2 separate regions of the Homo sapiens genome follow, and region 2 is linked to region 1. A link is a loop called in an ENCODE intact Hi-C map of the cell type or tissue named here. Cell type or tissue: PC-9. All regions are shown on one strand. Each heading gives the region's core, and the rest is flanking DNA. Links, peaks and the distances in the headings are about the cores only. Region 1 overlaps LOC105377509 (a long non-coding RNA gene). Region 2 has its middle 77 kb from the start of GASK1B-AS1.

Evidence for each region. A loop is a pair of places that touch in the nucleus more often than their neighbours do. Peaks named below come from ENCODE experiments on the same cell type or tissue, not always from the same donor. Only the 100,000 strongest peaks of a DNase experiment are listed, where the experiment ranks them.
Region 2: a loop joins it to region 1, with 8 times the contacts of the local background. A loop is called at or near these places in 3 of 110 quality-filtered maps.

The regions. Positions count from the first base shown.
Region 1 is chr4:158,011,492-158,020,352 of GRCh38, reverse strand. All of the region lies in intron 1 of LOC105377509 (a long non-coding RNA gene), which reads left to right. Among named protein-coding and RNA genes, the nearest start is that of GASK1B-AS1, 150 kb to the left of the region's middle. RefSeq lists a silencer at 4,480-4,636. In PC-9, for the core only: no CTCF peak of the experiment used is centred there; no DNase peak of the experiment used is centred there.
Region 2 is chr4:158,089,551-158,098,411 of GRCh38, reverse strand. No RefSeq gene overlaps it. Among named protein-coding and RNA genes, the nearest start is that of GASK1B-AS1, 77 kb to the left of the region's middle. RefSeq lists an enhancer at 3,087-4,286. In PC-9, for the core only: no CTCF peak of the experiment used is centred there; DNase peaks (open chromatin) are centred at 3,561 and 4,131; H3K4me3 peaks cover 1,729 bases; H3K27ac peaks cover 2,455 bases.

The DNA of each region.
Region 1 (8,861 bases), core at 3,846-6,345:
AGATGGTAAACACATGTTGACCCCATTCAGAAAACACAGTCCTAAGATTCAACATAAGCTCTGCATCAAGAAAGAATGCAAGGTTGTTAAAGAATAACAGACTCTCACTGAAATAGATAAACAATAGTATAAGGGCCTATAAAAATAATTCAACTGAAATACTTCCTTGTTGGTTTTAGCAAAAAGAGAGTATCCTTGATATTTTCAGATGACTGACTATATTCATGTATCAGATTTCATTTTTAGACACAGCATCTTGACTGTAATAGTTATTATAGATTTATTCATTCCACGTATATATAGAGAGTGTCTACCGTGTGTCAGGTATTGTGATAGGAGTTGAGACTTAGTGAACAAGATTAGCATCAAACTTATTAGGAGCACTGGAGAAGCACCCAGAGGAAATGATTATATAAGATTATTATTTATATAGTTATCATGCTCATATGAAGTCCACCAAAATCTAGAATAATACGACACATATAGAACTTAATATGTGTGAGATTCTGTTCTAAATGTTTACACATAATAACTCATTTAATCTTGCAACAATCTGTGAAGTGGTTTCTACTACTATCCCACTGTAATGTGTAAGGAAAATGAAACAAAGAGGGGTTAAGTAACTTGCCTAGGATGACCCTGCTAGTAATGTCAGAGCTGGAGTTCCCTGCTTTCCAGGTAGCCTGGTGTCTGTTTTACATTTTGAGCTACATCATGAGCTAGTGATACAATTACTTGACACTAATTATACTTTACAATAAAGCATATTAATTCGAGTAATTTTAATACAGTAATCCTTTGATGTTTATTACTTGAAGGAACAGTACAGGTTAAGACAGAATAGCAAGAAAACTTGAATGATAATAAAGAGATACAAGGGAGAAAGTGTTACTTTATGTATTATGCCCTAACATTTAAAATATTTTTAGTAACCTTAATTTCATTTTTTAAATATAAAAATAATTAACACTCATAGTAGGAAATATAGAAAAGTGAAAAACCACCATACACTATCTCATTTTCAAGATGAGAATATTTTATTACTATTCTTTTTCTATATGTAAGATTCATAGAATTATAATATAGTGATTAAAATAAAATTGTATGCTACTTATTGCATACATTAGTATAATATAAACATATCTCACAGTAAAATAGTTATTTCTAAACCTTATTTTCAAAAGTAGCTCCCCATCCCATCTTTTTAGGAAAAGAGGATTATCTTTCACATTATTCCTTGATACCAAAGTTATCCAGAGTCTGATATTTATCTAAGCCAGCCTGGTGGTTTGGGAGTTCTTTAACATGTGCAGAATGATGGTCTGGAAAAACCTAAGTTATTGTTCAACAGCTGAATAAACTATCAATATCAAGAGAGCAGTGCAAATCTCTCTAAATAATTCTTTTAAAGAGGAAGCCATCTCAATGGAAATGGGTGAATATTTGTCCTTTGTAATATTATGATGCGAATTTCCAATTACTGAACCCAATGTCAGCTCCTGAACAAGTGAGATAAATGCCTTAGCTCATAGGTACTTTTGACTCCCAAGACATGTCACTCTAAAACCTCATGTTCATTTATTTCACCAACATTTAATACCACAGCACATGATTTATTTGGTATGATTCCAGTGCATTGGCAGGGAAAATAAATAATAGTTCTCTGCATATAATTATCTAGGAGACTAGGTCTTTGACAGGGGAATTACCCATTTAAAGATGGATGGCAAATGCTGCTAGTCATTGGAGAATGTCTGAAAGCCTTTTCTTGTTCCGAAATGAGTCTTTAAAGAAGGCATCTGTAGAACAAATGATTATAGAGGTCACATAGTTCAAATGACAAATTCTGCTAACAAAGCAAGGCTCCTGTGTATTACTGGGCACTTTTGCTTCTTAGGTCATGGAAAGAGAAAAATAAAGAGATAGCTAGGGAAGGAAAAGCAATTGTTCCAAAAACCACCACTATCACCAGCACCACCACCAATGATAACAATAAAATCACCAAAACAATTGCAACAAAAAGTAGATAAAGTTGAAGAGAGAGAGCAAAAGAGCAAAAAGGGAAGTGAAATGCAGAAAAAAGTACATATGGTAAGAATTATGGAGAAATTCTGCCAGTGGTACTAACTGAATAAACTGTCGAATTGATCTAATATATGGTTCAGAGGGCTGACAGCTGAATTTCAGGTATCTTCATTAGCAACTGTGCACCTTTAAAATGCGGCATATCTTTATTTTCCTGTCTTGAAATAAAACAATAGAATATCAAGAAACTCTATTTACCTATAAGGCCCTAATTAGAATGAAATGATGGGTATTAGATAATGTTCTAGACATGATTTCAAATATAAAGACCCATTATTTTTATTTATTTTATGATGAACATATTTTTGTGATATTCTCTGATCTAATTTCCATCCTTTATATCTCTGTATGATTGGTATATTTATCATAAATTTAAAAAACAGAGCTGTTTACCAATATCAAGTGAAAAGTCTCATAATAGTGAACAATTACTAACTGATTACAATACTAACCCAAGAGGTCAATGTGAACTTTCTCATATAATTCTCATAAATTTATTTGAGTTATGTGGCATTGTTATACTTTTTTTACAGCTGGGGAAACTGAGTAACGAAGCAGTTAAGTAACTTGCTCAATAGAGGAGCCATGACTTATAACCCAGGCAGTCTGATTCTGGAAGCTGTGCTCTTAACCACGACACGAAGTAAAATAAAAGTGAAAGAAAAAAAAAGCCAGGAATAAATGAGGTTTCTTCAGGCATACTTTATGATTTTTACTTAATATTTTCAACATTGATTTAACTAATATTTACCAAGCACCTTTTAGATTCGTCGTACCATGCTGCACTGTATTATTGTGATTGATGAATGATATGTGTGGTGCCTGCCACATGGAATATATAATCGAGAGAGATAATGAAATATAAATAATTTGTCAATTTTTCATTTATTGCAAACACAGATCTGGGTGTTCTGGGGCCATTTTAATTTTTACAATATAATTATTACTAAAGGTTAAATAGCTTAGAATATATATGTATACATATACATATGTTAGTACATATACACAATATATGTACATATACAATATATACATATATTGTGTATATGTTAGTACATATACACAATATATGTACATATACAATATATACATATATTGTGTATATGTTAGTACATATACACAATATATGTACATATACAATATATACATATACGCAATATATGTACATATACAATATATACATATATTGGGTTTGTGAGTCTTCCATTCTAATGTTAACTTTCCTAAAAATGTTGACTGTGTTATTAGGCAAGTTGTAACTACTTTTTACATCAAGCATCCCATTCACCAAATGATGCTAATGCCTACTACAAATGCAGGAAAAAATGATGACATAATTTTTGGGTAGAGTTCTCAGCTCTGTGGTAGGGCAAGAAAAACAAAAACCTTCATTGTCCACCTTGAATAATTACTATACAGTGGAGACTAATCCTTGATCTCAAGTTAATAACGGGAAGCTATCTGAAGGTGCTTGCTTTGAAAGATTACAGGCTTAAGCAGATATAGGGGGATCATAAATAGCAGACATATTGTGAAATAAAATTTTACTCCAGGAGTACTAAGAATGTTTTTATAAGGATGTTGAAATAATGGGTTGAAACCATGGAGACTGAGTTAGGCATTGGATGAGCTGTTTCCACATTGTGCCAGAGGTGAAAAGATGAAGGTGAAGAGGGAAGCTATTGAGCTGTGAGAAGGTTATAAGTAAACTAAAAAGTGGACTGAAGGATAGAGTAACTGTTTCTGGAAGGAGTTGCCTAAGCCAAAAACCTTTTCCTGGCATACCCGTAGAACATCTTGTTTTTATGCTGAAAAGAGAGTCCACATTAATGTAGTTTAGTTGTGTTTGCATCCTTGTGATTTTCTGAAGCTCATAATAAGTGTGCTAGGAATAGCTTAATTGTTGTAGTTTACATCATAAAGTAATTACCACCATCATGGTGGTCAGTAGAGATCTTCTAAGGATAAAATATGTGCTAGTGTTTTTTTCACTTTGCATCATTTTTTCTTTCTTTTGGCTATGATTTCTTGGGAATAATACAGAGACAACAAATGATGTCTTAAATTCATAGTTCTTACTCTTCTGCCAACTTTTTTTTCATATAACTATCCCCTGGTTGGAATAGGATTTTCTACCTTTGCAATATGTGTATTAAAAACCGAATTTGTGGCCGGGTGCAGTGGCTCATGCCTGTAATCCCAGCACTTTGGGAGGCTGAGGCAGGCAGATCACTTGAAGTCAGGAATTCGAGACCAGCCTGGTCAACATGGTGAAACCCCGTCTGTAATAAAAATACAAAAATTGGCCGGGCATGGTGTCATGTGCCTGTAATCCCAACTACTTGGGAAGCTGAGGCAGGAGAATAACTTGTAACTGGGAGGTGGAGGTTGCAGTGAGCTGAGATGGTGCCACTACACTCCAGCCTGGGTGACAAGAGTGAGACTCTGTCTCAAACACAAACAAACAGACAAACAAATAAATGGAATTTGTAATTGTCCAAAACATACAAACAAACAAATAAATGGAATTTGTAATTGTCCACAACAAAAATTGATGGTAGAGAATATAACCAGTTGTTATCTACTTGTAAATAGATGGTTACTTTTTTGTTCGTTCATAACATAGAAATAATGATATTATTAAAAATATCTCTTTTTTTTACTGGATATGGGCAAAGTAGTAGTCATGTATATCAGTGTGTGAGTCATGGGCAGATAGCATCAGCATTACCCACAAACCAGCCTTTTTCCAGCCCTACTGAATTAGAAACTGTTGGTAGAGTTCAGGAATAGATGGTTTAACTAGTTTCTCAGGTGGTCTTTATGAAAACGAAAGTTTGAAAAGTCCTAGTTCATGTCACTTTCATTCACATTCTCTTGGCCAGAACCCAATCATCTGACCCTAATTTCATGCAAGGCTGTGAGAGAAGCCAGTTTCCAGAGCAACTCTACCCTTCGGTACACAGAAATACCCAACTCGACCTAGTGTTTGGCAAACAACTAGCTATCTCTAGCTAGCATTAATCTTTCAGAAGAAAAGTTATGTCACAAGAAAATAAGTTTTAGAAGGTACTGGAAATGTTGTTTAATCAATAGTCAACCCAATTTTATTTATTTGTATTGCTTTATATTTAAAATATAGTGCTAATTCTCTTTTATATTTGTGGCACTTTGAAAAAAATTCAACTAAAAGCCTTGATAGAAAAAAAAGTTTCAATGAAAAGGATGTGTTCTGAGCAGAGCCAAATTTCTATTTATTTCTGCCAATTGCTAACCAAGTGGCATTGGGAAAGTTGAACCTGTTTTAAGAAATTCAAAGTAAAATAAAAGCTTTAACATTGAGGATACTTGAGGTTTGACAGTTTTATGTTTTCTAAGTTAATATTTTGGGATTATAATTAAATCCAATGATTAAATGAATATGTATTTGATTATTTTATGCTTTGCAAAGGTAGTTACTGGGGATTAAAACTTAGTCTAGTGATAGGAGAACTAGATATGTAAATAAATAAAAACAGTACATATGTGATTTTATTGTCTTTTATAAGTTTCATATGTTTCAGCTTTAAAAGCAAATCTATTAAAATAGTTAATTCACAATTTAGGACTATTTCTAGTGGTATTATGAGACAGACCATGCAGAGTTTTATTTTTTTATTTTTTTATTTTTGAGACAGTCTTGCTCTGTCACCCAGGCTGGAGTGCAGTGGCATAATCTTGGCTCACTGCAACCTCCTCATCCTGGGTTCAAGCAATTCTTCTGCCTCAGCCTCCCAAGTAACTTGGGATTACAGGCATATGCCACCACACCTGGCTAATTTTCGTTTTTTTTTTAGTAGTGATGGAGTTTCACCGTGTTGGCCAGGCTCGTCTCGAACTCCTGACCTCGAGTGATGTGCCTGCTTTGGCCTCCCAAAGTGCTGTGATTACAGGCATGAGCCATTGCACCTGGTCCCATATAGCATTTATTAATTATATGTTTTAAGTTTTTCCTCATTACTGTATAAACAATAACTATTACTGTATTCTCAGTTCCTGGAACTGTATATACTTAGTAGAATAGCATGCACTATATATTTGTTAAATTAATGAAACAAAATATTAAACCCCATGGTTTAGTTATGACTCAGAGTATCTTCCTTACCATTCCCTAGTACATTGTGGCCAACAATTTTCATGCCTTATGTATCTATCAAGCAATGTGATCTATGATAATCACCAGTGCAACTAAAGAAAAATAAAAAGAGCTTAGTGTTGTTATCTCTGAAAAATGAGTCAAGTGGTCACTCTGGTCTATGTGGATTTTTAAAGCTTTGTGCTGGTAATAAAGAAGTCCAATTTGTAAAGGAGAAAAAAACACATAGCAAAAGGAGAAGACTTCTGTTTGAGCTTGTGAATAGGCAAGAGAAATAAAATAGATTTAAATAGGAAAATTATATAGCTCTTCAATTAAAACAATAAAAGATGTTAGAGTGTCTTTTAAAAGAAATAAATGCTTAGGATAAATTCAGGTTTTTAATTGTTGTTTTTATTGTCACTTATCATTAACTTCCTTGTCAACCCAACCCCAGTGGCACTTTCTAGAGATCTTTGGTTTATTTCTTAGGAGTGGGCTGTCTTCTTTCTCTGTTTCAAAGCAACTGCTGTCTATTTCCTCTCCTAGGCTCTAAAAATGAATCACAAAATGTGTCATTTGTTCAAAGCAAAGATAGCCTCTTCTATATTCAGCAGGACCAAATCAGGTAATATACATGAACAGGCCTCATATAACTTGTTTTTGCTGTTGTTTTTAGAATCTGGAGAACAACTACCCAACTGCAGAGTAGGGGTGTTGCTCCTGCTCTGTGCGTGTTTGTGTTTTAAGAGACTGAGTGAAATCACCCATTTTAAAGGACAGATCAGAGACATTTAAACAAAATTGAATTTGGAGTTTGGATGAAAAATTTACTCCATTTTCTTACAAAAACCAAACTAAATCAAACCATGTTTTCATTTTGTTCACCATCCATTGAGAACATTATGGATTTTTTCTCTCTGTTTTTTAAATTTTATTATCGTATATTAAAATTTGGTTTTAAAGTTTGTTTGTTTTTTTTTGTTTGTTTGTTTTCAGATGAGTTTGGGCGCATTCAGGGCAGTATGACCATAGCCTGGTTTTTTTATTTTCAGAAACAATGCCTTTAGTCCTTTAATTTCCTCTCTACTTGCTCATCTGACATGTGTTCATTGCTCTCATTCTCCTGCTTCTCTAAATAATATTAAGTAACAGAAAATGTGCTATTTAATAAAATTAAAATGAAGTTTATTAACATATTTTTCAGAATACTATATATATTCTTAATATTTGTTTGTGTCCAGAGAATTTTTACTTTAATGTAATATAAACCTTAGGACTAATTGAATTGGAAGTATATTCTAAAGGCTACTTACTCCACCATTCTATGTTAACTCACAAACTATATAACAGAAAAAAATCATTTTTTTCTTTATGATAAATCTTAGATTAATTTTGACAAGCTCAGCATGACAATCAAACTTGCTGTACAACTTTGATTTATGTGAAAACACACACACACACATACCATCCATCAACTCTTAAAAATTTCTTCTGATTGATTGGCTAGAGAATGAAAGATTTACAGAAATATATTAGACAAAAGAACAAGCTATGAAGCTAAAATACTAATTACTAATGACAGAAGGGCAATAACATTTATTGGGAAAAGTATCTCTTCCCCTGAAGCATCTTAAAGGTTGTCTATTGATGGCTTCAGTGCTTTTCAAGGGTTAAACAAGACAATCAAATTAAATTCATATTTGCATATATGTAAGTATGGTTGAACAGTATAAATAATGCCACCTTTATGTCTAATAAATTATACTACATGAAAAAGATGGACTGCTCATCATCAACATATTCTAATTAAATCTCTTCTGTGAACTGAAGTGTGCAGTTCACAGTATGCATGAAAGCTTTACAGGCTTTCAGTTTCTTAAAGCATTTGAGAAGGATCATAAAACTGTAAACAAACAGAGTCCTCTCTAAATAACCAACTTAAGTCTCCTATCATAATTAAAATAATTTTCTAAAAGCACATGATCCAAATTGAGCCAAGAATTAATTTAAAAAATAAACAGAAAATAAAATAATATTAAATATGAAACTGAAACTATCTACAAAATCACCTAATAAACAGAAATATGTTATATGATGACAGTGAAGTTTACATATTCTTCCCACTTTGCTAGAGATCAGTGCTTGTAGGGGAAGAAAATTTGAGAATTATCAGGATGATATTTCTTCTTATTTCACCAGGTACATGTTAACATCTCAGTTTTCCTAAACTAAATGTATGCATTTTTCATTATAAAGTACCTTTACTCACTTAAAGCTTCCAGTTAGCAGAAAGTTCATTTCTATGTGGCTTTGGGATTTGTACTCTTTATTTGGGCTAAAACCTTGTGAAGCAAAGACAGCTGAGGGGAAAGGACAAGAAGCTACATGGAATTCTTCACCTTAAGGCTGGAGTCAGAGAGGAAGGGAGTGCCAGCGACCCCAGACGTGTGTCAAGGTGTTCCCCTGCCAGAGACTTGGAGCCAACTCCAGCCACTACCTGGTGAGATACTGTACTGCCACTGCAACAGAACCATCTCCAGGATCCACTTCACTTCTTTACAACAGCTTGCTCTGTGACAAACCCAGTGCCTAATCCTACCTCCCTGCACAAAGAAGATGATTCAGGTGCACACTCTTTGCCAAAAACTTTAATATTGAC
Region 2 (8,861 bases), core at 2,433-4,932, 79 kb before region 1:
CCCATTAACTCGTCATTTACATTAGGTATATCTCCTAATGCTATCCCTCTCCACTCCCCCCACCCCACGACAGGCCCCTGTGTGTCATGTTCCCCACCCTGTGTCCAGTTGTTCTCATTGTTCAATTCCCACCTATGAGTGAGAATTATGCGGTGTTTGGTTTTCTGTCCTTGTGATAGTTTGCTCAGAATGATGGTTTTTACAGTAATTTTCAATGCTCCATATCCTTTTCCCTGCATCTTTCCCTATCTCAGCCCTAGAGGAAGATCTATTCATGACAAGGGAGAATAATTAACACTGTAAATACTTGTTTGCATGATGTGTGACCAAACCAATGAGAAAGCCAAGAGTGCCTTGAATTCATCTCCTATTATATTTTACGGAATGATCCATTAGATAAGTTATGCATTTTTATGTGATACCTATCACCATAGTGCAGAATTTTATTATTATAAAGAGCCATATTTAACAATGAAAATATAAACAATATGGATTTATAATTTTCCTAATGAACTTTCTTAACTTGGGGTTAACTTAATTACATTAACCTTCTTAATTCTCAAGGATTCATGAATTTGTCAAAGAGACTAACGTGCCAATATTCCAGTTTATTCTGTGGAAGAATATCCTTATTTGGTCAAGAGAAGAGGTAAATTAAAAAAAAATTCTTTAAAAAAGATTTCTGGCCTTAAAAACAGAAACTCCTGAGACTTTAATGAGAAAGCACCTCGTGTTGGTGGGGATATTTTAGTGAAGCTCCCAACAGAATGCCTGGGGCTTCTTTCTTTTCACTGACAAGAGTCTGTGAATATCACAGATGATGGTAGGCCTCTGACACACAGAACACAAAGACCAAATTGTATGGTAAATTTTAGATTATTGTATTTTATATAGGGAGTTCTTGTTCTGTGTTTAGAGGATGATCAGACATCCCTAAGGTACCACTTTGTCTTATGTTCTATATAGTTTTTTGTTTCTGTCATACCGTCCTTGACTTTTCTTGTTCTGCCTCCTCTGATGACTTTCAGTCAATCAAATGATGCATATTTATTGATGATCTTCCATACTTGCATGTTTTCTGTCACCTGTCTAATCATTAGGCAGTAGGACTGACCAAAGGAAAAAAAAAATAGGACTGGAGAAAATGGATGGAAATGGGGACTGGAAGAAAATAAATAAATCCTGGAATAAACTAATGGAATAAACTAATACACCCGAGGAATATAGGATCTGATTTCTACATCACAAGAGGTGAGGAAATATCAGTGAGATGTGGTGCTGAGACCTGAGAGCAGCAACAAGCATTTGTTTATGGCACGGTGCTAAACAGATGCTGTGGAGGCGACATGGATGAATAAAATAAAATCTGCCCTTAAGAAGTCGAGCATCTTGAACACACTAGGTGGTATGTGAAAAGTAGAATTAAAGTATCAAGTGGCTCCCTAATAAAAGTACAGTAAGGCCGGGCGCGGTGGCTCACGCCTGTAATCCCAGCACTTTGGGAGGCCGAGGAGGGCGGATCACGAGGTCAGGAGATCGAGACCATCCTGGCTAACACGGTGAAACCCCGTTTCTACTGAAAATACAAAAAATTAGCCGGGCGTGGTGGCGGGCGCCAGCTACTCGGGAGGCTGAGGCAGGAGAATGGCGTGAACCCGGGAGGCGGAGCTTGCAGTGAGCCGAGATCGCGCCACTGCACTCCAGCCTGGGCGACAGAGCGAGACTCCGTCTCAAAAAAAAAAAAAAAAAAAAAGTATAGTAATTAGGGAATAGCTATTGCACGAACTGTGTGTAATCTACAGCCAAAATATTAGTAAAATTTGAATCCAAAATTTTACTTTATGAAATGCCCCCTTGTTGAAGATTTTATTGCCATTCATTTTTTTTAAAATATCTCCAATCATCCAAACTGAAGAAAATGAGCTTTCATTTCAGTCTGGGTAAGTGAAGAAGTGAAGCAATAGCCATCTCCCACCTCTGCTCCTGGGCCTGTGTGCTGGTAGCACCCTCCAATCCCATTCTGCTGGAGGAGAGGTTAAGAAACAGCCCAGAACCAACCCAAATGTCCATCAATGATAGACTGGATTAAGAAAATGTGGCACATATACACCATGGAATTCTATGTAGCCATAAAAAAGGATGAGTTCATGTCCTTTGTAGGGACATGGATGAAGCTGGAAACCATCATTATTAGAAAACTATCGCAAGGACAAAAAACCAAACACTGCATGTTCTCACTCATAGGTGGGAATTGAACAATGAGAACACTTGGACACAGGAAGGGGAACATCACACACTGGGGCCTGTCATGGGGTGGGGGAAGTGGGGAGGGATAGCATTAGGAAATATATCTAATGTAAACGACGAGTTAATGGGTGCAGCACACCAACATGGCACATGTATACATATGTAACAAACCTGCATGTTCTGCACATGTACCCTAGAACTCAATGTATAATTAAAAAAAAAAAAAAAGAAAAAGAAACAGCCCAAGGTCAGCTTTCAGAGCATTTTAGTTAGCTGTGAAAACTAGCATCTTTCCTTGCCTGGGAGACCAGTGATAGAAGCGACCTCCTGGAACTCTTAAATCTCTGTCAGGATATTTGCCTGCCTGAACTTGATAGGAGGGAATAAAAATTGTGCTTCCTTTCAGGCTAATTGACATGTTCACTGGGTCCCCATGTATGCTTTTCTGTAATCCACCTCCAAGCACAGAGATTGAATCTGAAACCTGGAAATCAACTTGGATATTCGTAACGAAGTTGACATAAGCAATGTCAGATAGGCAGAAGTAAGCACTACTAAGCACCGAAATCAAATCACTGTTCAATCACCTGCAATAGTTGGTCAGGAAGCATTTATTTACTATTTTTACAGACCATTACATTTCCAAATGCTTCCACAGAATTCATTCCAATTAGAGCAAATTATTCACTTGGTAGATGTTAGCTTTGATCCTGAATAACCTTTACATTATGTTCATTTTTTTCCTTTGCCAACGATTAGCCTACTCTATAAATCTAGGTGTTACTGGAAAGGGGTCCTGATCCAGACCCCAAGAAGAGGGTTCTTGGGTCTTGCACAATAAAGAATTCAGAGTAGGTCCACAGAGTAAGGTGAAAGCAAGTTTATTAAGAAAGTGAAGGAATAAAAGAATGGCTACTCCATAGACAGAACAGCGGCATGGGCTGCTGCTCTGTATACTTGTTGTTATTTCTTGATTATATATTAAACAAGGGGTGGATTATTCATGAGTTTTCTAAGAAAGGGGTGGGGAGCTCCCCCAACTGAGGGTTCCTCCCATGTTTCTAGATCATCTAGGGTAACATCCAGACATTGCCATGGTATTTGTAAACTGTCATGGGCTGGTGGGAGAGTCTTTTAGCCTGTTGATGCATTATAATTAGCATAGAATGAGCAGTGAGGATTACCACAGGTCACTTTCATTGCTCTCTTGGTTTTGGCCAGCTTCTTTGCTGCATTCTCTTTTATCAGTAGGGTCTTTGTGACCTGTATCTTGCTTTCTCATCCTGTGACTAAGAATGCCTCACCCCCTGGGAATGCAGCCCAGCAGGTCTCAGCCTCATTTTATCCAGCCCCTGTTCAACCTTGAGCCAGTCCAGTTCCAATGCCTCTGACACAGGTAGAAAGAAGAAACACCGAAACAAATTTGTACAAGTGCAGCATTTGTGTAGCATTTCTTTTGATGTGTGTTTTGTGCAGATGAAACAAACATTAAAATTTTCAGAGATTTCTTTTATAACAGTAAATGTGTCCTATTTGTTTCCAGCTCTTTGACATTGGACAAATTTTTATTGTTGCTTGATCATCAGGGTGAGTAATCTGCTTTTCTGATTGGAGCTTGGATTTAATCACACTTCAAAAAATTATTTCATCTCAATGAATAATAGGAAGAACTTCTGCAATATTTCATAAAGCTGGCATTAGTGTGATGACTTTAGCCTAATTACAAAGCTGTGTAATAAAATTTTACAATTCAAGGTGAGACTATCATGATAAAGGCTAATCATAATGAATGCTTGTGGGTGCTACTTGCTTTCTTCCTCTAAGTAATACACACCACTAAATTCAATGGAATTCAGGCAGAATCACTGGTTCCCACCCTTCTTGTTCATCATTCATTTTCTGTATTTTTCTTCATCTGTGGTTTGCTGTAGTTTTTTCAGCTAGTTCTGACCTTGGAGTGTTTTTTTTTTCTTTCTGGATAACAGTGTGGACAAGCATCTGCTTCTGCAGTTGCTAATGCCAAGGTTATTTGCCAAGAACAGAACACAGGTTTCTCAACATTTTGCAAGTAAATGACTCTTAAACAAATTCATGAGAATGAGAATATTTTGCAGTTAAAAAATAATAAAAAATATGTTCACCATTTGTGGAGATGAAAGATGTTCATAAATTATACATTTGCTTCTCGAACGGGCACAAAATCTCTACCTGTCTCACATCTCACTTTCCTTAACTCAGGTGTCTGCGTTTGATCTCGTGAAAGTTTCAGAATGGGCCTGGCGCGGTGGCTCATGCCTGCAATCCCAGCACTTTGGGAGGCCAAGGTGGGCGGATCACCTGAGGTCAGGAGTTGGAGACCAGCCTGACCAACATGGAGAAACCCCGTCTCTACTAAAAATACAAAATTAGCCGGGCGTGGTGACGCATGCCTGTAATCCCAGCTACTCGGGAGGCTGAGGCAGGATAATTGCTTGAACCCGGGAGGCGGAGGTTGCGGTGAGCCGAGGTCGTGCCATTGCACTCCAGTCCAGCCTGGACAACAAGAGTGAAACTCCGTCTCAAAAAAAAAAGTTTCAGAATGATGGCCAAAACAACATTTCTCATTTAGCATAGTAACACAGATCTTCGTGGGAGGTAAGCAGCAGCTTATTTTTTCATAGTTCTTAATTTTAATGCATCTTTTAAGTACATCGGCCTTCAGGGTTATCCGTATTTTGTACTGATGTGGGTACTATTGGGTGTGACATGTTTCAGGAAGATAGGTAAGGACTTGGCCCATATTTTCAGAAGAAAAAAAGTCAACATTATGGGCAGCCAATGCTTAAATCTCCACTTCCCATTTTTAAGAAGTGTCTATGGCCACCCCTCTTTCCCATACAGATTCTGAAAGATTGAAGGAGGTTGGCACAGGGGATAAGAAGTCCCAGCAGGCTATTTCTTTCATGATTTATTTTTTTACTTCCTGACATCTCTGATGCTTATTTTGACCTGATATCACCTGTGAAATGTTGTTAGGGGACACAGGTGTGCTCACTATTGTGCTTTGTGTCCTCCCTGCCCACGCATCTCCAGAGAGGGTTATGCAAACCAAATACAGTTATTTTATACTTTTCAATTCCAGTGAAGTCATGAGATGCTTTGTTAGAAATGCTTCTAGGAAAAAAATAAAATTAACCCAGATTAAATTTTAGTTATCATTGCCAACTTCTCATCTTTTGTAACTTCATTAGGAAATTTTATGAAAAGCTTCTTACCGACCTCTTTATAAACATTTTTTGCCTTTTCCACAAAATGTTGTCTTAAAATTTATATAGAATAAAAATCTTAACTGGCTTTAACATGGTGATTATGAATGGATTTTGCATACTCTTAAAATGAGTTCTTCATAAACCAATTAACTAATTGTAGGTTAATTTGATAACCCAACTGGGTTATCAAAGAAGTTTCCCTTATGTGGACATAGTTTTTGTACTGAATGTATCTATATAAGCTACTTTAAATCATTTCTGAATTTCTTATTGTTAAGAAATAAGTGACATTTGGCTGGGTACAGTGGCTCACACTTATAATTCCAGCACTTTGGGAAGCCGATGCAGGCGGATCACTTGAGGTCAGGAGTTTGAGACCAGCCTGGCCAACATGGTGCAACCCTGTCTCTGTTAAAAATACAAAAAAATTAGCCGAGTGTGATGGCAGGCACCTGTAATCCCAGCTACTTGAGAGGCTGAGGCAGAAGAGTCCCTCGAACCCAGGGGGCAGAGCTGAGATCTCGCCACTTCACTTCAGTCTGGATGACAGAGTGAGACTCTGACTCAAACAAACAAACAATCACACAAAAAGAAATAAATAAGTGACATTTCCCCCACCTAAAATCATGGCATCCTTTTTAGTTAGCCATGTGGATTCCATGATACTGAACTTGACATGAAAAATCTTGATAGTCAAAAAAATCATTGCAACTATTAAACAAATATCTATTTTTCCCAATTCCTGAATAAAATATTCAAACTATACCAGTTAATTTTAGTAAACTCACATTAGGACAAAATATCATAAGAAAAATTTTGAAGCATATCCAACATTTTGACAGATTAACACCAAACCATATCTTACACAAATGAATCAATTTTATTTGTTTGAATTCTACAGAACACGAGTTTCTACATTTAGGGATGCTTTGAAACAGAATTCTTTTCATTGAACTGGTTGAATCAATGTCATACAGTGAGTTCTGTGCATGTGCCCTGTGGGACTTAGACTTGGAAAAATCCTAATTTGGGAATAAGAGGTATGTGTGAAGGGGATGAGTGCTAGTTTCTAGCGACTGGAGGTTTCCATACACAGAGAAAATATTAACAGTAACTTAAGTTTTCCATTGTATCCATTTGGTGCAAAAGTAATTGTGGTCTTTGTCATTACTTTCAATGTCAAAGACTACAATGACTTTTGCAAGAACTTAATAATGTATTAGCCCTGAGTTTTCTTTCATAAAGTGTTGTTCTGTGATAAATACAATACAGTTGCATTTAAAAGTTTTTGGAAAGTGAAAAAAAAGGAAAAGAATCACTCATAATTGTACTCCTTTGATGTTAACCACTGTTAACATTTTATTGCATTTCCTTCCATTATTTTTCATTTTCCATTATTTTATGCTCTAAATAACTTCTTCAGCAGAGCTTTTTCAAGCAGGTATTAGCAAAGATCTATGGAGTACTCAATACACCAAATAGTTTACATGCATTACCCCCTTACGTTGGCACAAATGCACCCGTGAGGTGGGTACTATTTATAATTTCTCTTCTATAGACAAGAAAATTAGGAAAGGTTTAGAAAGGTTAATTAATTTGTCCAAAGTCATTCGACTAGTAAATTGCAATGCGTGGCCTTGAATCCAGGACCTAACTTCAGAGCTCTTAATTTGAATGTTATGTTATAATGTATCTCTGGAAAGCTTATATAGAGTGCAAATAAAATTATGTGGCTATTTCCAAGAAAAAAATGTTACCACTATTTTTGGTTAAAGATATGATTTGTGGGCTTCATGCTACTTTATGTAGATTGATTATATTATTCAAATGTATTGATCTAATTCTTATCAGAATTAATGTTTAGCAATATCCTTAAGGAATATTTGGCTTTGTAACTAAGTTAAAAAATGTTTAACTGGATTGCTTTACCTTTAGTTTGACTACATTTTATCTTCCCCTGGATAGTTCCTCAATCCTTCCTTTTCATTGACTGCGGATACCTCGCTTAAACAATGAATGTATTTAATGATGCAAAGATACTTGCATCCTTTGAATGTTTCCTCTTTGATCTTTAAAAAAACAGATTGAGGCAAAATCAGTTATGTTCTTTTTAAAAATTCATTTCTACAAGTATAAAGCTGCAATAGTGCTTAAGATTGATTGTATAGAAAATGGGAATTGGAGAAAGGATGAGTGAATTGCAGTGAAAAAGGTGTAACTTACAAAAAAGTCCATCTGAATTTTTATTGCCCAGTTACAAGGGCATAAATCATTATTTGATTAAGAATATGATTGTTCTATGTGTAGCTATCTTTTTTATATTCAGAGCTAGGCATTGGCAGCTGCCCAAGCAAACCCTTCAGTACTTATTTGCACAAATTGGAATGCTGAAAACTAGGAGAGTTGTCCAAAGAAAGCTAAATTTGAGATGGTTAAGCTGCTGCACACAGCCTAGAGGAGGTTTTTACTTTCACTTATAATTTTATTTATTATGTAGAGTAAAGAGCAATAACTGCAAACATTTGCCAAGTTGACATATTATAATGTACTTCTGGTTCCTCAAAGTGACAAGAACAGGGGAGAATTCCTCACATGGAGAAAAATATTGGAAGCCCTCTCCTTGAAGTTAGCTATAATTAGGGATGGAGAGTTTGAGCCAAGATGGCCGAATAGGAACAGCTCCGGTCTACAGCTCCCAGCGTGAGTGACGCAGAAGACGGGTGATTTCTGCATTTCCATCTGAGGTACCGGGTTCATCTCACTAGGGAGTGCCAGACAGTGGGCGCAGGCCAGTGGGTGCACGCACCGTGCGCGAGCCGAAGCAGGGCTAGGCATTGCCTCACTTGGGAAGCACAAGGGGTCAGGGAGTTCCCTTTCTGAGTCAAAGAAAGGGGTGACGGACGCACCTGGAAAATCGGGTCACTCCCACCCGAATATTGCGCTTTTCAGAACAGCTTAAAAAACGGCGCACCACGAGATTATATCCCACACCTGGCTCAGAGGGTCCTACGCCCACAGAATCTCGCTGATTGCTAGCACAGCAGTCTGAGATCAAACTGCAAGGTGGCAGCGAGGCTGGGGGAGGGGCGCCCGCCATTGCCCAGGCTTGCTTAGGTAAACAAAGCAGCCAGGAAGCTCGAACTGGGTGGAGCCCACCACAGCTCAAGGAGGCCTGCCTGCCTCTGTAGGCTCCACCTCTGGGGGCAGGGCACAGACAAACAAAAAGACAGCAGTAACCTCTGCAGACTTAAATGTCCCTGTCTGACAGCTTTGAAGAGAGCAGTGGTTCTCCCAGCATGCAGCTGGAGATCTGAGAACGGGCAGACTGCCTCCTCAAGTGGGTCCCTGACCCCTGATCCCCGAGCA